Linked DNA regions of Mus musculus: regions 2 and 3 are each linked to region 1. A link is a loop called in an ENCODE intact Hi-C map of the cell type or tissue named here. Cell type or tissue: left cerebral cortex. All regions are shown on one strand. Region 1 overlaps Ccdc15 (coiled-coil domain containing 15). Region 2 has its middle 29 kb from the start of Pknox2. Region 3 holds the start of Slc37a2 (solute carrier family 37 (glycerol-3-phosphate transporter), member 2).

What was found. A loop is a pair of places that touch in the nucleus more often than their neighbours do. Peaks named below come from ENCODE experiments on the same cell type or tissue, not always from the same donor. Only the 100,000 strongest peaks of a DNase experiment are listed, where the experiment ranks them.
Region 2: it touches region 1 in a loop (5-fold over the local background); 19 of 42 quality-filtered maps call a loop at or near these places.
Region 3: a loop joins it to region 1, with 2.5 times the contacts of the local background. A loop is called at or near these places in 17 of 42 quality-filtered maps.

What each region holds. Positions count from the first base shown.
Region 1 is chr9:37,326,477-37,334,476 of GRCm38, forward strand. The region is part of intron 4 of Ccdc15 (coiled-coil domain containing 15); the gene reads right to left. Among named protein-coding and RNA genes, the nearest start is that of Ccdc15, 18 kb to the right of the region's middle. In left cerebral cortex, CTCF peaks have their summits at 1,935 (motif pointing right) and 3,191 (motif pointing left); a DNase peak (open chromatin) is centred at 3,186.
Region 2 is chr9:37,172,352-37,180,351 of GRCm38, forward strand. No RefSeq gene overlaps it. Among named protein-coding and RNA genes, the nearest start is that of Pknox2, 29 kb to the left of the region's middle. In left cerebral cortex, CTCF peaks have their summits at 4,909 (motif pointing right) and 5,710; DNase peaks (open chromatin) are centred at 3,863, 4,482, 4,963, 5,327 and 3 more places; H3K4me3 peaks cover 421 bases; H3K27ac peaks cover 1,421 bases.
Region 3 is chr9:37,252,554-37,260,553 of GRCm38, forward strand. Slc37a2 (solute carrier family 37 (glycerol-3-phosphate transporter), member 2) reads right to left here and starts at 3,185. Exons shown (of 19, transcript NM_001145960.1): 1 at 2,746-3,185. The coding sequence starts at 2,804. It also overlaps the pseudogene Gm10177. In left cerebral cortex, a CTCF peak has its summit at 3,491; DNase peaks (open chromatin) are centred at 2,720 and 3,444; H3K4me3 peaks cover 1,118 bases; H3K27ac peaks cover 308 bases.

The DNA of each region.
Region 1 (8,000 bases):
AGCAGTCCAATAGCACAGAAGATACTTCTAAGACTTAATTGACAAATGGGACTGCATGATACTAAAAAACCTTCTATATAGCACAAGAAGCCATCAGCTGGCTACTCACCTGGCAGAGGATTGTTACCTGGAATCTATAAAGAACTGAAAAAGTTACACCCTACAAGAGGGGATCTTGTGTAAATAAATAAAAGGACAAATGAACTTCAGACAGTTCTCAAAACAAAAAATACAAATGGCAGGAAGTATCTTTTCAAATGCTCAAAAGTCTTAGGTATCATGAAAATGCACATTAAAAAAAGAAAAACTGCTCTGAGATTCCATCTAAACCCACTCAGAATGCTGGCAAAGATGTAAGAGGGAAGGGCCATTATATTTTTGGTAGAACATAAACTGCAGCCACTATGGAAATATCAGCTGGAAGTATCTCAAAAACTAAAAATAGAACTAACAGTGATCTAGCGATAGCATTTCCATGAATACACCCAAAGGAAACCAAGTCAGTATGTCACAGAGAGTGACACAGCCGTTTTATTACTACTCACTATTTACAGTAGCCAGGATAGCAGGCCTGCCTAAGATTTATCAATGAATGAAGAAAATACATGATAGATATACACATTGGAATTGTATAAAAAGGAATCCATAAAAAGGAATGAAATGCCATTTGCACATGGGTGGAACTAGAGATCACCATGCCAAATGAAACAAGACTCAAACAAATGCATTATCACATTTTCTCTTATATACAAAATCTATTTACACACAAAATCTGTGCACACACATGTGCATGTGAGCACCACATACATACACACAATATGAAAGGAAAGGGGATTAAGAAAGAAGAGGAGGTCTAAGAAGGAGAGAAGAACAAGGGGATAATAAGAAAAGAAACAAAATACCACATTTTCACTTCTAAAGAATCTAGGTTTTAGAGAGAGCAAAAGTAGGGAGAGAGAAAAAGAGAGGCAGGCTAGCAAAAGGAAGAAGGATACAGTAGAAGAGAGCAATAAAGAGCAAAACATAACAATATACATAAAAATCTCATAATGAAATTAATGTAGTATATTAATTATATACTACCTAAAAAGTTATTTTTAAAAACCAAGATAGCAAAATCTTCAATGAGAAACAGGAAACTAAAACAAACCATGATAGTCTGAAAAGAAACAACGCTAAACTGCACGGTCTAAAGATGAATGTGTTATATGGTAAGAATGAAAATTCAGTTAAACAACCAAGAATGAAACCACAGCATCCAAATCTGTAAGGATAAATATCTGTACTAACAAAAGGAGCTGTGGTTACTAGTTTCCGTTCCTAATTACATGTGGCCATTCAATAGGTAGGGGATATCAAGCATTAGAAGGAGGTTGGATAGTAAGACAAAAAGAAAAACTAGTCAAAACACATTTTTTAAGAGTTTACTACAGTTAAGTTATTATTGTTGGTTTTTTTAGTGTGTGCATGTGAGCCAATGCTTGAAGGACTGAGGACAACTTGTGGGAGTTGGTTCTCTCCTTCCAACATATGGGTCCCAGAAAACAAACGCAGGTCACTGGGCCGGTGCCAAGCACCTTTACCTGTTGAAACAAGTGTCCCTACCAAATCACAGTCGAAATATGAAGGCCAGAAGCCCATCTGCAGAAATTGATTTTCTCCTTTCACTATGTGGGTCCTTGAGCTTGAACTCAGCTCACTCGGCTTGGCAGTGAGTGCCTTCCTACACTGAGCCACTGGCCCCTAAAAATGTTTTTTATTTCATCTTTTTAAAAAATATTACAATTATTTATTTCATACACTTGAGTGTGGTTTTGCTTTTGTTTTTTTGTTTTGATTTTTGTTTTTTGTTGTTATTTTTTTTAAAGATTTATTCATTTTAGTTTTATGTGCATGGGCATTGTACCTGCACGTATGGCTGTTAGCCATGTGTGTTCAGTGCCTGCAGAGGTCAGAAGAGGGCATCAGATTTTCTGGAACTGGAATTACAGACAGGTGTGAGCTGCCATGTGAATGCTGGGAATTGAACCTGAGTCCTCTGGATGAGCAGCCTTAACCTATGAACTAACTTCCTTCCTCCCTCCCTTCCTCCCTTCCTTCCATTTAAGGGAAGTGTAATTAAGTTAATAAAATGTAAGCATATTACCCAGATTTAGCATTAACTCCTAGACAACCCTGCTTTTCCAATAACCCTCGGCACCCTGTGGTTTGAATGCCAATGTCTCACACACGCTCATGTTTGGATGTTTGATCCCTAGCTTGAGGAAGAAGCTTATGAAGCCTTTAGAAGAAGGAGCTTTGTTGGAGGAAGGAGGTCACCGAGGTGACCTTGAGGTTTTAGCATAGCTGCATTTCCTAGAGACTTTGCTTTCTGAGTGCAGGCATAATGAAAACAGCCAGCCTCCCCCTCCTGCCACCATGCCTTCCTTGCCTGCTGCCTCATGGACTACTGCCCTGACCTCTAAGCCAAAATAAATAAGCCTTTTCTCTAAGTTGCTTTTGTCAAGGTATTTTATCAAGGCAACAGCAAGATAATTAAGACAACAGCTGATGCTTATATTATCACGTATAGTCCAGATGCCAAAACATTTTGTCCTTTAATATTTAAGCATCAGATAAGCTTTAAAACCCAATGCTGGCCAGGCCTGGTGGCATTCCCTAGGCAGAGGCAGGCAGATGTCTTTGACAGCCAGGGCTGTTACAAAGAGAAGCCCTGTCTTAAAAAAAGCAAACTGAACTGAACTAAACTAAACAAAACAAAACTAAACTAAATCTAATCAATGCCAGAGGCTGGAGAGACAACTCAGCAGTTAGGAGCACTGACTGCTCTTCCAGAGGGCACTAGTTCAAGTCTGAGCACCCACAATAGCTCACAACCCTCTGTAACCCCATTCCAGGGGTTCCAATGCCTTCTTCTGGCCTCTGCACGCACTGTACACACATAATGCATAGACATGTACATACAGGCAAAATACCCAATCATATTAAATAATAAAATAAAAAGTTAGGAAACAAAAACTTTAAAACCCCAACCCCAGTATTCTATTTTTCTACAGCTTAAAGAAACAAAAACGGAAACGTTCACTAACATTCAGAAACTAATTGTGTTTGCCATTATTTAATCAGTCCTAGATAAAGCAAAGGAGTTAATGCATTAACAGTTTCATTGGCTGGTTTCACAACGACATCTAGTGGATTAAAAGTGCAATAGCAATAGTAAGAATAAAAACAACTACTGGCTGTGTGGGCAAAAGTTCATAGGACCAAATTAATAATAAGTCACCCAACATCCTTTGTAAGTCAGCTCTTTCCAGGAAATAAAAGCAGGGGAGAAGGTATACAAATTTTTAAACTTTCATTTCATAAACTTTCACTTCATAAACTAAGATTCTTTATAACCTGATTTCCTACCTCACCTCATTTCTGTTCTTTTCCTTCATAAAATACTAACTGGAGGCTTCATCACTTATTGTAGACAAAACCAAGCATATTACAGATTCTACACTTTTTACTGTTCTTATCTCAAAACGTCAAATTTATCAATTCAGTTCAGCATACCAATTGAAAATAAACAGTTCAATTCTGTCTCTTGCAGGAATTCTCCCTGTACTCTTCCCTTATAATTTAAAATTTTAGAGTTCCCATGGCACAACCTTTGGAGTATAACAGACTATAGTATATCTCTCTGGAAAAATAAACCCATAGAGGGTCCTATTTCACATGTTATTAATATCCCCTACAATGCTTAACACATATAATGTCTTCCCTTATATGCTGCCTGATGTGTTAAAGCCAGAAGAAGTCCTATTACAATGAAATTTATAGTGAAAATCATGATGGCAAAGACGGAACCTATCCTTCACTCTTATATTGCTTATAATGTATCCAGTGCCTAGTTTAATAAATTCTTCATTTTTTTCTTTTCTTTCTTTTTTATTAGAGTCTACATGGCCCAGTATGGCCTCAAACTTTATATATTTCTAACCTGATTCCTGAAGGTTAAAATTATAAGTATATATCACCATGTCTGGCTCCTATTTATAAACTTTAAAAAGACAATTAAAATAATTATAAAAATGATTACTACAAATCACACAATGCCCCCAAAACAATGAAAAAAGTTTGGGGTAAAAGAAATTTAAAAAACAAGATTTGAAGATGATAGCATGTCTCTCTTAATACTCTCTCTACTTATACATAGATGACAATTCAATAATGACCAAGCATTGTGGGGAATGAGGAAATTCTGAATGAATATTGCTGAATGGACACAGCCATGTCAAGGACCCAGTCTTAGGGTTTTACTGCTGTGAAGAGACACCATGACCACATCAACTATTATAAAGGAAAACATTTCATTGGGGCTGGCGTTCAGTTCAAAAATTTAGTCCATTATTATTACGGTAGGAAGCAGGCAGGCAGACATGGTGTTGGAGAGGTAGCTGAGAGTTCTACATCTAGATTAGCAGACATTAAGAAATGACTGCCATACTAGGTATGGCTTGAGCATCTGAGACGTCAAAGCCTTCTCACAGTGACCACTTCCTCCAGCAAGGCCACACGTCCTAAGAGTGCCATTCCCTAAGGGGGCTATTTCCTTTTAAACCATCACATTCCACTCCCTGGCCACTATAGGCTTGTAGCCATATCAAAATTCAGGCATGCATTAAATCCAACTTCAAAAGTCCTATGGTCTTTAACCGGCTCACCACTGTTTAAAAGTCCAAAGTTCAAAATCTCTTCTGACATTCATGCAATCTCTTAACTATAACCCCCTATAAAATCAAAATGAAAAGCAGATTACATATTTCCAACATATAATGACACAGGATATACACTGCAATTCCAGAAGGGTAGAAAGGGAGCATAGTGAGAAAATACCAGATCAAAGCTGTTGGGAGCCGCGCCCACATTCGCCGTTACAAGATGGCGCTGACAGCTGTGTTCTAAGTGGTAAACAAATAATCTGCGCATGTGCCAAGGGTATCTTATGACTACTTGTGCTCTGCCTTCCCCGTGACGTCAACTCGGCCGATGGGCTGCAGCCAATCAGGGAGTGACACGACCGAGGCGAAAGAGAATGCTCCTTAAGAGGGACGGGGTTTCGTTTTCTCTCTCTCTTGCTTCTTGCTCTCTTGCTTCTTGCTCTCTTGCTTCCTGCACTCTGGCTCCTGAAGATGTAAGCAATAAAGCTTTGCCGCAGAAGATTCTGGTCTGTGGTGTTCTTCCTGGCCGGTCGTGAGAACGCGTCTAATAACAATTGGTGCCGAATTCCGGGACGAGAAAAAACTCGGGACTGGCGCAAGGAAGATCCCTCATTCCAGAACCAGAACTGCGGGTCGCGGTAATAAAGGTTCCCGTAAAGCAGACTGTTAAGAAGGATTCAACTGTATGAATTCAGAACTTTTCAGCTGGGGAACGAGAGTACCAGTGAGTACAGCTTTACGAGGTAAGTCTGACCTTGAACTTTCTAAGGAAATTCAAGACAGTCTATCAGAAGTAAAGTGGAATATGTTTGGCCTTGAATTTTTTCTAGTGTTAGAAGCCCTTTTGTTCCTTTTCACATGTTATCAAGTGGTTAAGATAGGGCGGATTCTAGATGAAATTCAGGACAAGCTATCAGAAGTAAAGCGGGGAGAGAGAGTAGGAGCAAAGAGGAAATATGGTACACAAAATAAGTATACAGGCCTTTCCAAGGGTCTTGAACCCGAGGAAAAGTTAAGGTTAGGTAGGAATACCTGGAGAGAGATTAGAAGAAAAAGAGGAAAAAGGGAAAAGAAGAAAGATCAATTAGCGGAGGTCTCTAGGAAAAGGAGCCTGTGCTCATCGCTGGATGGGCTCGGGGAGCCAGCTCTTAGTAGTTCTGAAGCAGATGAAGAATTCTCCTCTGAGGAAACAGACTGGGAGGAAGAAGCAGCCCATTACCAGCCAGCTAATTGGTCAAGAAAAAAGCCAAAAGCGGCTGGCGAAGGCCAGTTTGCTGATTGGCCTCAGGGCAGTCGGCTTCAAGGTCCGCCCTATGCGGAGTCCCCGCCCTGCGTAGTGCGTCAGCCCTGCGCAGAGAGGCAGTGCGCAGAGAGGCAGTGCGCAGACTCATTCATTCCCAGAGAGGAACAAAGGAAAATACAACAGGCATTTCCGGTCTTTGAAGGAGCCGAGGGTGGGCGTGTCCACGCTCCGGTAGAATACTTACAAATTAAAGAAATTGCCGAGTCGGTTCGTAAATACGGAACCAATGCTAATTTTACCTTGGTGCAGTTAGACAGGCTCGCTGGCATGGCACTAACTCCTGCTGACTGGCAAACGGTTGTAAAAGCCGCTCTCCCTAGTATGGGCAAATATATGGAATGGAGAGCGCTTTGGCACGAAGCTGCACAAGCGCAGGCCCGAGCAAACGCAGCTGCTTTGACTCCAGAGCAGAGAGATTGGACTTTTGACTTGTTAACGGGTCAGGGAGCTTATTCTGCTGATCAGACAAACTACCATTGGGGAGCTTATGCCCAAGTTTCTTCCACGGCTATTAGGGCCTGGAAGGCGCTCTCTCGAGCAGGTGAAACCACCGGGCAGTTAACAAAGATAATCCAGGGACCTCAGGAATCCTTCTCAGATTTTGTGGCCAGAATGACAGAGGCAGCAGAGCGTATTTTTGGAGAGTCAGAGCAAGCTGCGCCTCTGATAGAACAGCTAATCTATGAGCAAGCCACAAAGGAGTGCCGAGCGGCCATAGCCCCAAGAAAGAACAAAGGCTTACAAGACTGGCTCAGGGTCTGTCGAGAGCTTGGGGGACCTCTCACCAATGCAGGCTTAGCGGCCGCCATCCTCCAATCTCAGAACCGCTCCATGAGCAGAAATGATCAGAGGACATGTTTTAATTGCGGAAAGCCTGGGCATTTTAAGAAAGATTGCAGAGCTCCAGATAAACAGGGAGGGACTCTCACTCTTTGCTCTAAGTGTGGCAAGGGTTATCATAGAGCTGACCAGTGTCGCTCTGTGAGGGATATAAAGGGCAGAGTCCTTCCCCCACCTGATAGTCAATCAACTGATGTGCCAAAAAACGGGTCATCGGGCCCTCGGTCCCAGGGCCCTCAAAGATATGGGAACCGGTTTGTCAGGACCCAGGAAGCAGTCAGAGAGGCGACCCAGGAAGACCCACAAGGGTGGACCTGCGTGCCGCCTCCGACTTCCTACTAATGCCTCAAATGAGTATTCAGCCGGTGCCAGTGGAGCCTATACCATCCTTGCCCCCGGGAACCATGGGCCTTATTCTCGGCCGGGGTTCACTCACCTTGCAGGGCTTAGTAGTCCACCCTGGAGTTATGGATTGTCAACATTCCCCTGAAATACAGGTCCTGTGCTCAAGCCCTAAAGGCGTTTTTTCTATTAGTAAAGGAGATAGGATAGCTCAGCTGCTGCTCCTCCCTGATAATACCAGGGAGAAATCTGCAGGACCTGAGATAAAGAAAATGGGCTCCTCAGGAAATGATTCTGCCTATTTGGTTGTATCTTTAAATGATAGACCTAAGCTCCGCCTTAAGATTAATGGAAAAGAGTTTGAAGGCATCCTTGATACCGGAGCAGATGAAAGTATAATTTCTACACATTGGTGGCCCAAAGCATGGCCCACCACAGAGTCATCTCATTCATTACAGGGCCTAGGATATCAATCATGTCCCACTATAAGCTCCATTGCCTTGACGTGGGAATCCTCTGAAGGACAGCAAGGGAAATTCATACCTTATGTGCTCCCACTCCCGGTTAACCTCTGGGGAAGGGATATTATGCAGCATTTGGGCCTTATTTTGTCCAATGAAAACGCCCCATTGGGAGGGTATTCAGCTAAAGCAAAAAATATCATGGCAAAGATGGGTTATAAAGAAGGAAAAGGGTTAGGACATCAAGAACAGGGAAGGATAGAGCCCATCTCACCTAATGGAAACCAAGACAGACAGGGTCTGGGTTTTTCCTTAGTGGCCATTGGGGCAGCACGACCCATACCATGG
Region 2 (8,000 bases), 150 kb before region 1:
CCATCAAGGGGCAACTGTTTGTCCCCATCCTTCTGTATTCATACCTGGGCTTTAGTTCTTAAATCTTGAGGTAGCTGCTGAATGGAAAAGGGTTAAGGAACCTTGTAGCAATAGACCAGTTTACTCAGAGAATTATTTAGCAGATGCTGGGTGCTGAACCCGTGTTCTCATTGTCAGAAGGCAAATGCTGAGGCAATCCTGTGTGGTTAGAGAAACCTGTACCTTTAAGTTCCACCCATGAGCCACAGACACCAGCTACAGTGTCCACCCCACTGGACAACAACAGTGACCTGAGTTCAGTGTTTTCTTTATGCCACATTCTTTACATAAGCTGCCCTGAAACCACCATAGACACTCTAGAAATCACTGTTGCTATCATCTCCACTTTAGTGATGAGACTATCAATTACATAGTGGCAAATTGACCTGCCCAAGGTCACATACTAAGTAGCAGAAGCTGGCTTTGAACCCAGGCAGTCTGGCTCCAGAATGTTTGTTTTATGTTTTTTGTTTTTTTTGTTTTTTTTTTAACTGTGCAACCCACTTCAGTGCCAGCAGCCTACAGACAGAGGGGAGGCAATGGTTCAGGGCCACAGTTTGCTCTAGCTCGGGACACTGTGTCCAGAATGTATCCTAATAGTCCCTTATATACTATGCTGTCTGAGACCAGTAAGCTGCTTCCTGACTTGGGTTCATTCCTGGAAACAGACTTAGTCTGGGACCCACCGCCAATCTGTGCTTAAAGAGCTTTCTTCCCTGCACTCACACCAGCCTGGGAGACAGTGATGTCCAACCTGTAAACTGGGGGTGCCATGAACAAGATAAATGTGACTTTGTCACAGGCTAAATGTCCTCTCTGCCTCCATCCAGGTTCTGACTGGGTAGAGGAGTGGGGGGTATAAGGAAAGGTAACCTACTTTAGGAACAACAGGGTCCTGCTTCTTATGGTCACTCCATCCCTAGGCAAGGCTCTTTCCTGTAAAGACCAATCAATACTGCCCCATCCCACACCCCCACCTTTTCTGCATCTCTGTCTATAACTGCTATCGATTACAGCCACGCAGGGAAGCAAATGCCAAAATATATCCATCAGTCCAGTCACCAAGGTGGCGAAGAGACTTATTAAGGCCACTACACCTTCTTCTGCTTTCCTGCCTGCTCTAGCTTCCTCTGCCCAGGGGCCATTTCTTTTGGAAGGCCTCCAAGAACTTTGCAGACATGATCTGACGGCTGGTGGAATTTCCTCTACTTGGGGAAAATTTAAACCCAGAGAAGGAGCAAGAACAAGTCCCCCAGTGAGAAGATGAAAACCAGGTGTGTGAAAATGTGTGCTGTGTCTGTGGGGGGTGTGTATGGAAATGTGCAAGGACCTGTTTGTGTAAAGAAAAACCCGAGGACTTAGTCATATCTTAGAAACATTTGGTAAGTATCGCTGAAATTTTTACAAATCAATTCCTTCTGGTCGGTTAATGTCCTTCACTAAGTGGCTTAATTGTAAAATTTCACTTTATAATTGGGTTCATTTTAATGCAGAAAGAGATAGATTTGCATAAGCAAATGACAAACAGTTAACAAAACCCATTAACAGAAAAACAAGGTTCCAAAGAGCCACACACCTGGGTTGTCAGCATGGACTGGAAACCTGGGCAGACTCCCAGTCCAGGCCATCCTGACATCCCTGGCCCTGACTAAGGCAGGGAGTGAACAACAGAGTGCTTGGCCAGGGAAATATTCCAGCAAGGTGAGGTGGGTGCATAAAGGAAGGAGTTTGGTTTGCTAATGAAAACCCAGAGCTGTTTTCCTTGCAAGGAAACTCAGTGGGTTTTAAAAGACCATCAGTCTTAGGCAGCTCTTTGATTTCTCCTGTTGCAAGGCAAAAATAGAGGACTGGCTTCAGAGACTGACTTCCAACCTCCCTCCACTGTGCCACTAAAGACCAAGGACGCTGTGCCTCGGTTTCCCCTGCTATACAGTGAGGGAGCTACACTAGGTCCCATTGGAATAGCTATATTTCAGAACCCTTGCCATCACTGCTCATTCACCCACCTACAAACACTCCTCTTTATCGAGCCCTTGCTATGAGCAGGTGTTACAGATATGACAGAATCACAAAGTGATGGACGGGGTCAGAGTGAGGTGTAATTTCTGGGGAATGTTTGCATAAGCAATGGCAGAGCCTTAGGGACCATGTTATATGCTGGGACGCAAGGGTCTGAAGTACAACCCTACCCTTGACCTTCAATGTGTCTTATAGCTGGAGACAGGATCTTAAAGGAAGTTGTAAGGGTGGGGTTCTGATCCGAGAAGACTGGTGTCTGTATAAGAATTAGAAAAGACGAACTGGGTAGGCATAGCAGGCATGAGTTTAATCCCAGCTCTTGGAAGCCTGATCTACCTAGTTAGGATAGCCTAGGATAGCCAGAGCTACATAGTAAGACCCTGTCGAAACAAAACAAAGCAACAAACACCACAAACAAATGGAAGGGGTGGTTATTTCTCCCCTATTCCCTATACAAACAGGAGAAGTAGTCATCTACAGACCACAAGGAGGGGTCTCAGCAGAAACTAACCTAACTGGCACCTTAACTTTGGACTTCTGGCTTCTGGAATCATGCAGATACTAATTTCTGTTGGGGTTTTGTTGGGTTGGCACACACTAACAGGAGGGAAAGGGAACAAGTGCAGAGATACAGAAGATCAGGTTAGGGCTCTACCAGGCTTCAACAGGGAAGGTTTCCCATAGATGCTGCTGTCTGAAGGGCCAGGGACATTCAGAGGTTAGGAGGGGGGGATACTGGATAGGACACCTGCAGGAGACAATGCAAAGGACGAGCATTGGGTCCACTGGGAAGAACTGAGCTCATTTGTTCTCAGTGCAGCTGAAATGGTCGGAAGAAGCGATGCCAGAACGAAGAAGGGGGTGCGTGGGGGCTATGAGCAAATATGCCTCAAAGGCCAGCAAGCTGCAAGAACTTTGAATGCTTGAGATTTATCCCATGATGCTTCTGATAAACAAATGCCAAGGTGAGTTGTGCAGGTGAAGAGCTGGACAGCTGCTCTTGCCCCCAGGATGGCAAACCTACCTGTCCCTTCTGGGCAGGCTTTGCTTGTTCACACAAAGGCTTCCCTCTTACCTTTCCACACATCTTCTAGGAGAGCCTTTCCTTTAGGTACATGCCTTCAGTTTGACAAAAATCCCTTGTTTCTTATTAATAACCTCTAGCGTTTATTGCGTTAGTTAATGCCAACCAAGCATGAGGCGTTGTTTTAGGGGCTTTATGTGAATTAGCTCTTTTAATCCTCACATCAACATTATGGAGTAGATTCTATTAACTCCAGTTTATGGATGAGGAACCTGAAGCACCAGAGATTAAGTCACCTGCTCCGAGCTACTCAACTAACAGAGAAGCCAAGGTTAAACCCCTGGGGCAGCCTGGCAGTCTGACTTGGTGTTCATATATTCTGTGGTCAGAAGAGAGAAGTAGAGATGGAGGGAGGGAAGAAGAAAGAGAGGTGGGGAGGAAAGGAAGGAGGGAAGGGTAGAGGGATGGAAGAAGGAAAGGAGGGAAGGAGGGAAAGAGGAAGGGAGGGAAGGAGGGAGGGAGAGAAGGGGGAAGGATAGAGGGAGTGAGAGAGGAAGGGAAGGAGACAGGGAGACAGAGAAACAGAAAAACAGAGACTGAGGCTGGGTCTTGGCTAGGTGCCCCTGGCTAGTTTGAGTACAGTAGCCAGGATAAGAACTGTGAACTTTCTGATTCCAGATTCTGGGCTCCTACCCACTTGGAAGTGATGCCTTTTGAGGGACTGGTGAAGAAGCAGATGGCTTTTTATAGCTCCTCAGGAAGTAGATTAGAGAGGCCTGTCACGAGGTCCTTGGAGAATAAAGGAAATCAAGGAGGCCAGCCAAGCAGACTCTGTGGCCAAGTATTTATCATCCTGCATCACTTAGCTCTTACACATTCACTCATTCATCAGATGCTTATTCTGAGCCTTCTGTCTTGGGCACCGGGTTGAGAAAAGCAAGCAGAGGAAAGCAAGCGATTGCTAAGAAAGACCATGGTATACACCAGCCGTCTAAATGGCAGGGTTCATAAATAAATAAACAGAACAAATTATTAGAGTGTGACTACATCTATAGATCAATATATTTCTCTTCATCTACCTATAAGATCTTATAAAGAAGATAGCCTACCCCTGCCTGCAGAAATCTCTGCACCCATCACTCTAAAGGTGGTGCCCATAGAGCCAGGCAGAAAGGATGATGGGAGCATCCTGGGAGAGCAGGTGAGATCCTCTGAGCTTCCCAGAAAGAACATGATGGATGTCTGTACTCCTGGACCACAGATCCACAGCGTCAACACTGAAAGGCTTAGAACAGATGAGCAAACTGAGCAGGAACGGGCTGCTCCAGGAAGCATCACATCTCAAGGCCATGCACATTCGAGTCCTGTCGCCAACTCAGCCCTTTGTCTCCGACATGGCTTGTCCCAGGTTTACACAGGCAGCAGGTGGCTGATACTCTACAGCCAATAGTGCAAGAATCACTACAGCCTCCACACCAGACTTCTGGCCTTTGTGAGTACAGTTGCAAACAATGCAGAAGGAACAGGAAAGAGGAATAAGAGAAGTCACGAAGTTCGATGCAGTCTCTGGTTAGTACACCTGTAAAAATTCCAAATCTCCTTGACACCCCTCTCTCCAACCCACTTCCTAGCCACGAGTCTTACATACAGAAGCAATACAGATTGCTTCCCACAGTGACTTTCTCTCTCTCTCTTTCTCTGCTGCCTGCTCTACCAACTCCACACGTTGTCAACCACTATTTCATCTGCAGATCCTTTTCTCCACGGGTGTGGGATAAGCCCCACAAAGTCCCCCTCAAAGATCAAGGGGGTTGCAGTTCTACTACCAGCCAGCAGGGGACAGTCCTGCTTCGAGTCTCTGTCCTGCCCAACCAGCCCCAACCCCCAGCCCAGTCACAACTCCTTAGAGATGCAAATTGAGAGGCAGCCTTCCTAACCAGAGAGGGCTGCTAATTCTCCGACGAGTATGCAGATTTTCATCTTGCCTTTGCTTGGGTTTATTTGTTTTACTTTGCAATAAATTTAATACAGACTCCCTGAAGCAGAGAGGCAGATGGACTATAAACTCTGCATTTTGAGCAGCCGTACTTACTAGGTTAGTGTGTGTTTTGATCCCTGCTTAAATTATATCTATGAAATTTGACATGGATTTGGGTCTGGGGTTTGCTGGCTTGTTGGGGCCTCTGGAGCTGTTCTTGGGGAATTTACAAGGATTGATTTGATTACCGGAGCTTTAATTTCTCACAGAGGCTAACGAGGAGGCCGAGGAGCCTGGCTGGGCACTATGGGAAGATGGAAAAGCAAGAGAGTTGGGCTTCTATGCGATTCAGTGATGACGTCATTAGCACTGTATCACACGCCTCCTGCAAGGTCTGAAGCCAGACCCCATGGACCTATGTGGGATCCTTCTGCCTTCCTTGGAGGACATGTATGAGTAAAAGTCTTGGGGAACTTGGAGCCTAGGGGAGGAAAACTCAGATACACGCACGTAGGGGTAGATATAACTAAATATTGAGAACAGCACAAATTAACATTTCATATGACTGTACATTGGACTGAGTCGATAGGACAAAGGGAAAGAAATGTAACTGCCCCCTCCAGTGAGGGAAAATGTAACTGCCTCCTCGTGCCTCACACCAACGTTTACAGTCTCCTCCTGTCTCTGCTTCCTCCACGGATCACTGAAGAAAGACAGTGAGTGGAAGGAACCAGGAACAGTATAACCTGGATTCTTGGCTCAGCTTCACCGATTCCTTCTTTGTACAAATATTTGGGCAACATATTAAGCTTGCCCGGCTTCAGCTTCTCTGGCTGCACAGCAGAAATCACCTGGTTACCACGAGGAAGATAATGTTGATACGGATGTACAGGACTGGACTGTTAAAAGTGAGTCCTGGGCAGACCCTCCATGTTCCAGCTATGCAATCACCACGATTAGAGCCAGAAGGGCCTCCTCCAGAGGAGCACTGTGAGTGCAATTCCTAGGCCCTGTCAGGGAGTAGGACATTCCCTGGATGAGTTGGGTCCACCAGTCTAACAGCGTGTGATGGTCATCTGTCTTTCTAGGCTCACCTGTTTGCACAACTTGCCTGATAGCCAGAAGGAGAGGGTGGGCATCTGGGAAGCTTCTAAAAGAATCTAGAAGATTCCAGGGATTGCTCCAAAGAACTCTAAGGAGGTCTTGGATTGATGTGGCTGAAGGCAACAGTGCTATATAGACTTAGACACCTCCCCACACCCTCATTCACAGAACCCAGGCAGAGCCACAACTGAGAGAGGAGAGGAAAAGAGAAGGACCTGCCTTCTGCCTCTCTCCTCTGTGCCTGTGTGCCCTCCCTTCAGGTCAGAGGCATCAGGGAACGATGGGGCCCAAGAGGAACACGTTTGAAGAGTGAAAAGCAGAGAAGCAAAGATTTGGACGTAGTGGAGAAAGGAGACAAAGAGGAGAGGGCAGATAGGGCACAGGAGAAGGGGCAGTGGCATGTTGACACTTATTAAACTTTGGAGAGAGTCAGCTGCTAGAAGGGAGAGGGGAGAAAGGAAATGCCCAAGCTTCACAGAAAGGAAGGGGTGGGCACCCAGGATGGGGAGGCTGGGATTAAATGGAAATGAGGGGCTTGGTCACCATGGAGAAAGGAGCTGGAAGCTTTGGCAGCGGTTTGTCTGTTAGCAGGAAAGGCGGGGGATCAAAGAAGCTGCAGTGTGTCTATGCACACACAACCGGGTTGGAAAATGACTAGCTGGATTCCACCCAGAGCTGGGGATTGGGGGAGGGGAAGGAGTAACTGGGTGAATTCCTTCTAAAACAATTGTTCCCCCACACACTCCAGGCTGTGGCCCCAATAAGGCCTGAAACTAAAACTGTTCGTTCTGAAGATTTTGTTCAATTAAATGTGGTGTGGCTTTGTCCTACCAGCAGCACAGGTAGGTTGGGGTTTGGAAACCCAAGGCCTGTAGCGGAAACTGAGGAAGGAAATGGCAGCTGAGGGGGAGGAGAGAGGAAAGTCAGATGCCACAGCAAGGATAACACAACCAGGTGTCTTGGTTCTCACAGGCCCTGGTGAGGAGGGGAAGATAGCCATCAAGTGGAAGCTTCAGGGCCAAGGGAATTACTACCCGTTCTCTAGAACTGTGCAGGGCCAAAGCACCCTTAACTGCCTGCATCAGGTCTCTCCCTAATTTTTTGGGAAGGGGAGAATTGAAACAGGGATTTTGCTGCAAAGGTCAGGTTGGCCTTGAACCTGCGCTTGTCCCTATCTTACAGATTGCTGGGATTCTAGGCATGTGCCACTATACCTGACTCTAGCTCTCTTTCAGAGCACTCCTCCCTCGGGGGTAAGGGGCAGTGGGAGAACTCTGCTCTCCCTTCTAGACCCTGCTCCAGGTGCCCAGGCTGGATAAGGGATGGCTATTTAGGTAAGAGTAGAACCGAGTAGGAGTCATGCACCAGAAGGGGTGATGGATAGATCCAGGACCAAGGACCACAAGGTTTCCTGGAAAGCAGAGCAATGCTACAGACAGGAATTGGAATGAAGCGGTCTGGACTAGGACCTCCACTTGTATCCTGGCACTGGCCGGCATGTGGCAGCCCCGAAGGTGTACAGTCTAACTCGGGGCAGTGAGCATGGCAGAGGAAAGTAGAGAGAAACTGGCTTACAGTTCATCTTGTTCAATATTAGGAACTCGGTATTTATAAAATTTCTCTCATTGTTCACAAATTCACATCTGATTGGCTCCTCTCGCCCAAGGCTTAAGACCTAAGAGGACTACAACATGCTGAGGAGCCTTAACCACATTAGGATCAAATTGATAGTTTCCAGCTATAGATGGCATTGTAGGAAATAAATGAATAAGAAGAGTTTATTTGAAAAGGTTCTGTGCCACATGGGGAATGAGGCCATATTCATCTGTGCTGGTG
Region 3 (8,000 bases), 74 kb before region 1:
TATTTAGAACTGATTATGTAACCAGGGCCTTGCCTGGATGTTGTAGTAGACCAGGATGTCTATTTAATATCAACTATATCAGCCCCTTTGAAGAGACTGAGGTTCATTGTATGGAGTCAATACTAATAGATCACTCCAAGGAAAGTGGTTTTCTGAGTTCCCTGTCTTACAGGTAGAAGATGTCAGTCAGTTTTTCAGATCTAAAAGCCTTATGATATTTGGGGGGGGGGGTGTAAAGAAAGAGGAATCTGCCCAAATCTATAGCAGGTAAAATCTGGTAAATCTTGGCATCTTATCTCAGGGCAGTAAATAGTAAAATATCTATTTTTAAAAAAACAATGCACGGCTACTTATGAAAGAATGGGGAGGGTTCTCTCCTGAGCTACGTGTCTCTACGCTCTCAATCCGCCATCCAACAAACATGGATCAGGTAATGCAGTTTGTGGAGCCCAGCCGGCAGTTTGTAAAGGACTCAATTCGGCTGGTTAAAAGATGCACCAAACCCGACAGAAAAGAATTCCAGAAGATTGCCATGGCTACAGCTATAGGATTTGCTATCATGGGATTCATTGGCTTCTTCGTGAAACTGATCCATATACCCATTAATAACATTATTGTGGGTGGCTGAGTCCTTCTCATCATGGGACGAGTGAGCCAGAGCGGGGGAAAGGGCATGAAGTAAAGCGTTGCCTGAATGCTGTGTGGTGTTTTGTTTCTTCCTCCTTCCTATGAGGTTTTCTACTTCTCAATTAAAATAATTTCAAAATAAACACTTTTTCCATAACAGAAAAAAAAAAAAAAAAAAAAAAAAAGAAAGAATGGGGCAAGCTCAGTCGGCAGAGCACTTGCTGCACAAGCTGAGCATCATCCTCAGCGCCCACCTTAAGGCCTGACAAGGTGGCGGCTGCATCTGTGCCCCCAGGCCTGGGAAGGCAGAGACAGGCTGGAGCTACTTAAAGCTCCGTGGAACTCGCTGGTAAGTTCCGGGTCCCAGTAAGAAACTCTGTCTCAAAAACTAAGATGGATGGCTGCTGAAGGCAGACATCTGAGGTTGACTTCTGGCCTCACAGAGACACACATGCACCACCACTGCCAAAGGACGGGGACGGACACACACCTTAAATTTTTCTTAAAAAGATTCCTTATGAAAACTCCCAAGAGCACTGATCATGACCTATTTGGTTAATTAATGTTTTTGCTGTACATAAGTAAACCATGAGATTAGATCTAAGGAGACCCACTTTATTGTGTGATCAAAATTTTTTCTTAGAGATTAAAAAAAAACAAACCTGAAATGGAGTCTACAAAGAAAAGGATGTTTTACAGAGAGAAAACTTTCCAGATTATCTGACTCTAGTCTGTCATTTATCCTGATTTTAGTTTTTCTTGACATTGAGCAATTTTAGTCTCTGAAGTTGCAGCTAATTGATAAGTCATATAAAATATGTCCACTAGTGAGACAGCTTCAAGAGTCTTAATGTATAAATGAGCTTATTTATATTATGCTTTTTAAAATTGTGGTAAAATATACATAGCACAAAACCTTATCATCTCAACCACCTTTAAATGTAAAGTCAGGGCAGCTAAAGTCAGGGACAGCAAGTGTACTGTGCGCCCATCGCTACCATCCACATCCACCTTACGGCAACTCTCCCCTCCCCTTGAATTCTCTTTCTACCCAATTATGACATCTTCTAGCTCCTTCATTATGAGGGCAGTACACGCTCTCACTCTCGTGTTCATCTCCTTTTGAGAGACATTTTCTCTCTTTCTGAAAACATAAAACTGTTTAATAGTTCCAAATGTAGAAAGGACCACATAAACCATCTAAAGAATGTTTTAGATGATTATTAGCCTGAGAGACCTTGAAACAAAATGACTTATTTTAAAACCAGGCCAAATTGATGACTAAGTATCTGCCCAATCTGACCCTTAGTTTAGTTTGAGAATTTAGATTTGAGATTGCTGTGTCATCTGTTTTGTTTTTGTTTTGTTTTTTTTAGAAGCCAGCAACTGGCTATTTTGTTAAGTTTTATAGTTTATAAATGACGGTAACTAACAAAATGTTTTAACACTCTTCCTTCCCCACCTCTTGCAGACCAAGTACACTGCTCCAAAAGCTCAATGGAGATTGGCTAAAACCTCTTCTCCCAGCACAAGGGTGACCTTGTGGTCCTGGGAGCAGCTGCTGTCAATGCCAGCTCATGCTTTTAAGGGTGACCACCCAGTGTTGGAGCAGCTGCAGCTCTGATCCCAGAGATCTTGCCCTAGCTAGGTATCCCTGAGACTGGAAGGGTCAGACAGGCTTAATAGAACCAGTGATTTCTGGCTTGTTAACTAATCTAATCAATAGGGGCCTTAAGCTCTCTGGCTCCATTTATATTCTACCAGTTCTTGGCCTGGGTTCCTCAAAGGCAAATCCGGATCCTCCAAATACACAGATAAGACTTGGAGGCACTCCACAGGTACCCGCTTGTGCGCTTGTGTTTGCAGATACGGGGTGGCAAACCAAAAAGGATGAAGACTCCTAGGCACCCTGTTTGTTCTTCACCGGGGTTAGACAGAAGTCTGGGCTAATGTGGAATTAATAGTTCTGTGTTACTAAACTTCCACGCCTGCGCCACCGAAGGAGCCCTGCCAGATAGAACTAGAACCCCATCCCCCACTCCAGGGACAAGCAGAAACATCCGCCGCCCGAGCAAGTCTCTGCGCGTCTTGGCAGCCTCCCTCCCCAGCCCTGCTCACCAGCTGTCCCTAGAGAAGGCGCGAAGGAACCAGACACCAGGAGCCAGGGAGGACCGCATCTTGAGGCGCCGGCACTCGAAGCTGAGACTATGGAGGGTGCAGAGCCGGCGCGCGTCCCGGCCAGCGGCGGCAGCGATTTAAATGCCCCGCCGACTGGCCCGCCCCAGGCAGGCCCATGGCCAGAGCCTCCGCCCCTTGAACATGACCGGCCTGCCCTCTAGGTCGCGCCGAGTGCAAGTCCTAGCTATCCCTCTGTGCTCACTAGCCACTGTTTTCTATGTACTGCCATCTGTTTTCTCGAACTTTCTCTCCTAGTCAGAAACCAGCAGTCTTGAGTTTCCTGGGGCTCCTCTTTCTTGTCTGGGCTTTTCCATTTCACTACCCACGAGGGGATGGGGAACTGAAAACAGCAGTCCTACAAGTCATCAACTCTGTGTGACGTTGGGTTTCCTGCAGTGCTACCTGTCTTGAGCAGTTCTGTGCCCTGACACAAAGCAAATCCGGTGCTCTGTGTAAGTGAACGCAGTGGGACCACCGCGCTGACTCATGATCTGCGGGCTCTCTTTGGGAGCCCTGGAAGTGTCTCAGGGAGGAAAATGATCCCCAAACCCACCTCTCAGGTTCTGGTTCTGCTTGCTCAGACGAATCTGAGTTCACTGAGTCTGCTGGAGCTTTCCTAAAGCTCCACTAGCCAGTAACTAACTATGTTGCCAATACTCCAATCTCCACTTTCCAGGCACGCAGCCAGGTGGCAGTGAAGAGCTACAAGGGTCTTCCGTGCTCATAAAAATGACTGCCTCTAGCTTAAAGATTCAGAGTAAATTTCCACCTATAAAAAGAAGCTGCGACGAGATTCTTGTGTACGAAACCAAGGGCAAAATACTGAGGGTGGAAAGGGAAAGTATTCGCCTCAAAAGTAAACTTTTTAATAGTACATAAAATAGGAATGGGTTTAGCCCTTACCCCACCCACTCCTAACTCTTAGGAGTGTCCAGTATTCAGAGCAAGGTCAAGGAGGTGCAGTAACAACTCCACCAAACAGTGGACTCAGGATAATGGGCTTGGCTTGTCAGCCCTGGTATCAAGCAGAAAAAGGGTAAGCAGAGTTATAAAACCCTTGGATAATACCAGCAGTTGGGAGTATGGGTCTAGTGCCAGAAATAAAGGCAACAAGTCAAGGGCAGGGGTAAAGGATTAGAGGAAGGAGAAGGCAATAGGCAGGAGGCACAAATGCCATGTCGTGTAAAATGCTGGAAACCAAGAGTATCATGTAGTACAATTCAGTGAAATCCCTAAGTACAGGGTCTAGGGAGATGGCTCAGTAAGAGCACTTCCTGTGCAAGCATGAGAACCGGAGTTTGAATCTCCAGCATGCACATAAAAAAGCAGGCATGGCTGCCCAGGCCACTGACCTCAGCACTAGGAGAGGAAGACAAGTAGAGCTTGAAAGCCTCACTGGCCAGCCAGCCAGCCCCCCAAACCGAGTGTCTGTTATTCAGTAAGAAACCCTGTTGTAAGACAATAATGGAGAATGACAGAAGACACTCAGGGTCCTATTCTGGCCATCATATGTGCATACACAGGCAAATGTACCAAATAAAATAGACATACATACACACACTAAATAAATAAACTCCACATCCCTTTTTTACCATTTAGTGAAGTGGGGCATACATGGGTATCAAAATAGGTAACATGACTTTAAGCTCTCATCTGCCCTGGGCACTTCAAACCCAGGTGGCAAACACTCCTGATTAAACAGAAGACACACAGAGTGAGCTGGCATCCTCAGAATGGCAGCTACTGATTTCTAGAGGACTAAGAGAAGGATCTGGTTGCCATACAAATGAACCAAGGAAGCTGCAGCCATGCGAGGTTATTCAGTAAGTAGACATCAGTGGAAGAATGGAGAGACTATTGCCAGCGCTTCTGTGGTGCTAGCTAGACTTCAGCAGTGGAAGACAGCTGTCTCTCCACTTGAAAGATAGTCACACTGTTTGTTTCACATGCTTTTCTAGAGGTGTGCTGGTATCTTCCATAGTTGCATCTGCTGAGTGCTGGAACTGTACGGTGCTCATAAGCTCTTACTCTAAGTGCTCTGAGGCTGTAAGAGTATGTATGCCCCATTATGTGCCAACAAGTACTAAGGAGCAGAGCTCAAACAGTCTTTGCTGCCTATGGATTCGAGCCATGACTCCCTGTCCAGGCATTAGGATGGCACATGGGGCATGTCTATCACTTGCTCCTGTAGGTGACCTGGATGCTCTCTGCTTCCTGCTGCTTGAGACTGACACAGAGGGATATTACAACCCAGGTAATCCTTCTCCCCACTAACAGCACCTCTCCACTCCTGTCTCATCTTCCTGTTGTATCTGACACCCCCACACAGCATGTTCTCAAACCCTGTGAGATGTGACCGGTGTTTGAAGAAATGAGGAAGGGAGGAGCCACTCAGTCAGCCACCAAAGGAGAAGATCCTAACTCCTGACCGGCAGCCCTCTAATTACTTGGTTCAGTATTAGGCACGTGGGATGAAGACACTCAATGGTATTAGCCATTTTAGCCACCAAGTATCAGTTTCAGCTGCTTCTGAGTTTCACTGATCACCCATGCGACTTTCTAGGCTTTCTGTTTAGCAATGAGTGTCTTCCTTGGTTTTATGGATGGGATAAAAGGCCTTGAATGCTCCTGAATATTAGCGACCAAATGCCAAAAGAAGTTACTAGGCTGAAGAACATAAAATATCAGCACACACACACACACACATAAGCATTACCTTAAAAATGCATTTCCCTTCTTCCATTTCTGTCTTATAAAGCAGACAATAGAAGAACTTTGTCTCAGGAGATGTGACCCAATGGGCAGGAAGTCAGGATATTGGAAGAAATATAATACTAGGATTTTTTCATTGAGAGATGGACACTAAAAGTACAAAACACTACTTAGAGTCAGGATCGATTCTTATTCTCAGTTTCCATAGCTACAAAACATGGACAGTAACACCTGCAGTATGAGGCAGATGTAAGAACTATAAGTTACTTATATGAAAATGTGTAATAGTGCCTGACATGTTCAGTAATTCTTGTAGGTAGAGAAATTATGTGTGCATTAAACATCGGATCAGAGTTCTTACAAGAGCTGATGTGTATAGTGGCACAGGTTTGTCTTGCAAAATCCTTCACAGTGTGCTTGTGTACAAAACAAACCTATGCTATGTCACTCAATGAAAGCTACCTTTCTGAAATGTCTATCCAGGAAAAGCTCTGCCTTGATAAAAGTAGTTACAAACAGGGTTTCAATTCACCAAAGACTGGACTGGTGGTAAGTAGTATCCTGAAGAACTGGCTTCCCACACCACATCTGCTGCTGCTCCTGTATCCAGCCTCCTCAGGACACTAGTAGACCAGCAGAACGGAAACAGCACAACCTCAAAGTCCTTATAGAAGGGGGAACAGTGTGGCATGAGTGCTTAATTTTATAATTGTTCAAAGTTGCTTTGTTTAAGGGAAAACTAAGAAGAAGCAAATGGCAATGGTAAGAAGGAGTTTGTCTCCGTGACCTAGTCTCATAAGTTGCAGATGGTCTTTGGATGAAAGTAATAATTCATCCATTTACCGATTTAATAAACATTTGCTCAGTGTCCGTTCTATGCTAGGCAGAGGACAAAGTGATAAGACAGGCTTAGTGCCTAACTCCAAAGAACTTACAGCTGAATAGTTCAGAGATGTATAGCACAGTCCCACCTCAAGGGTAAGTTGGTAAATCGATGCAAACAAGAAAGCACACTACAGAGTGTATTCATACAGGTAAGGATAATCCCGAGGTGGGATCAAATAGTTCTTAATATCAGAAAGCTTCACTATATGTAACATGCTCAGATTTGAGGAATGGCTAGCTGCTTACCATGTAGAGACGATGAGAAGGTGGGAACCAGAGAGCACATCTGCAAAACAACATACCACAAAAAGCATGGTACTGAAGGAAATTCTGCATAGCTGGAGGGGCACGTGTGCATAGCACGTGTGCACTGTGGAAAACTACAGAAGTTATGACTGTTCTTAACTGTAGTGAGACAGTTAAGAGCAGTGAATGACCATGCTAACAGGTTGAAATTGTATCCTTTGGACAACAAGCTGTTATGATAAGAGGGTTTCATGAAGGGTTCAAAATACTGAGCCTAGTGGTCCGTATTTGAAACCCCAGCACTTGGGAGGCAGAGGCAGAATTCTAGGTTAAACCTAGGCTGACACAGACACTGCCAGGAGGGAGGAAGGGAAGTGCCTAGAAAAGTTAACCATGTCCAGTCCAAGGACCAAGCAAACTGCAGCCAAGCAATAAGCAGCCCACTCCGAACAAACACAGAATACTATCGCTTTTCACTCCTGTTAGCCAAGACTGGAGGGGACCTAGATTTCTGCTCACACCTGTCTACAACAGATCCCCATGCCCTGAGGTGGCATCTGAGAACTTCAAACTCGAAGAAACCTTTACCTCCTTCCAGTGATGATGAGTACTCCAACTCATACACCAAAGTACTGTTGGAAGTCCAGAGAAGGTCCATCCTTCCTCCCACATGACTGCCAATAGAGGCCTAGTCAGAATTCTCACCCATCTTAATAGTAATGAGGTGTGCTTGGTCCCACAAGGGTAACAGTGAGGACCAAGTAGGCAACCTCCATTTTTACCCATTGACACCTAGCAGAGCAGGTCAAAAACAAACACATGACCCCCAGAACATACTGTCATTTTCCTAGGAAATGTAAACTGCGAGTCATTAAGATAGCTTAGCAGGTAAGAAGACACTTGCTGCCATGCCTGAGAACGGGACTCAGTCCCTGGAACTCACATGATGGAAGGAGAGAACTGACTTCCGAAAGTTGTCTTCTGATCTCCACATGTGCACCATGGCACACACATGCATGTGTGTACACAGAGTCATTTTTAAAGTTTGAAATGTGGGCTCAGATGGCTCAGAGGGTAAGAGCACTCCCTGCTCTTCCGAAGGTCCTGAGTTCAAATCCCAGCAACCACATGATGGTTCACAACCACCTGTAATGAGATCTGATCCCTTCTTCTGATGCATCTGAAGTTAGCTACAGTGTACTTATGTATAATAATAAATAACTCTTTGGGCCTGAGGGAACACGGTTGACCAGAGTGAGCAGCGGTCCTTAAAAGAAACTCAATTCCTAGCAACCACATGAAGGCACCAACCATCTGTACAGCTACAGTACACTCATATCTACATAAAATAA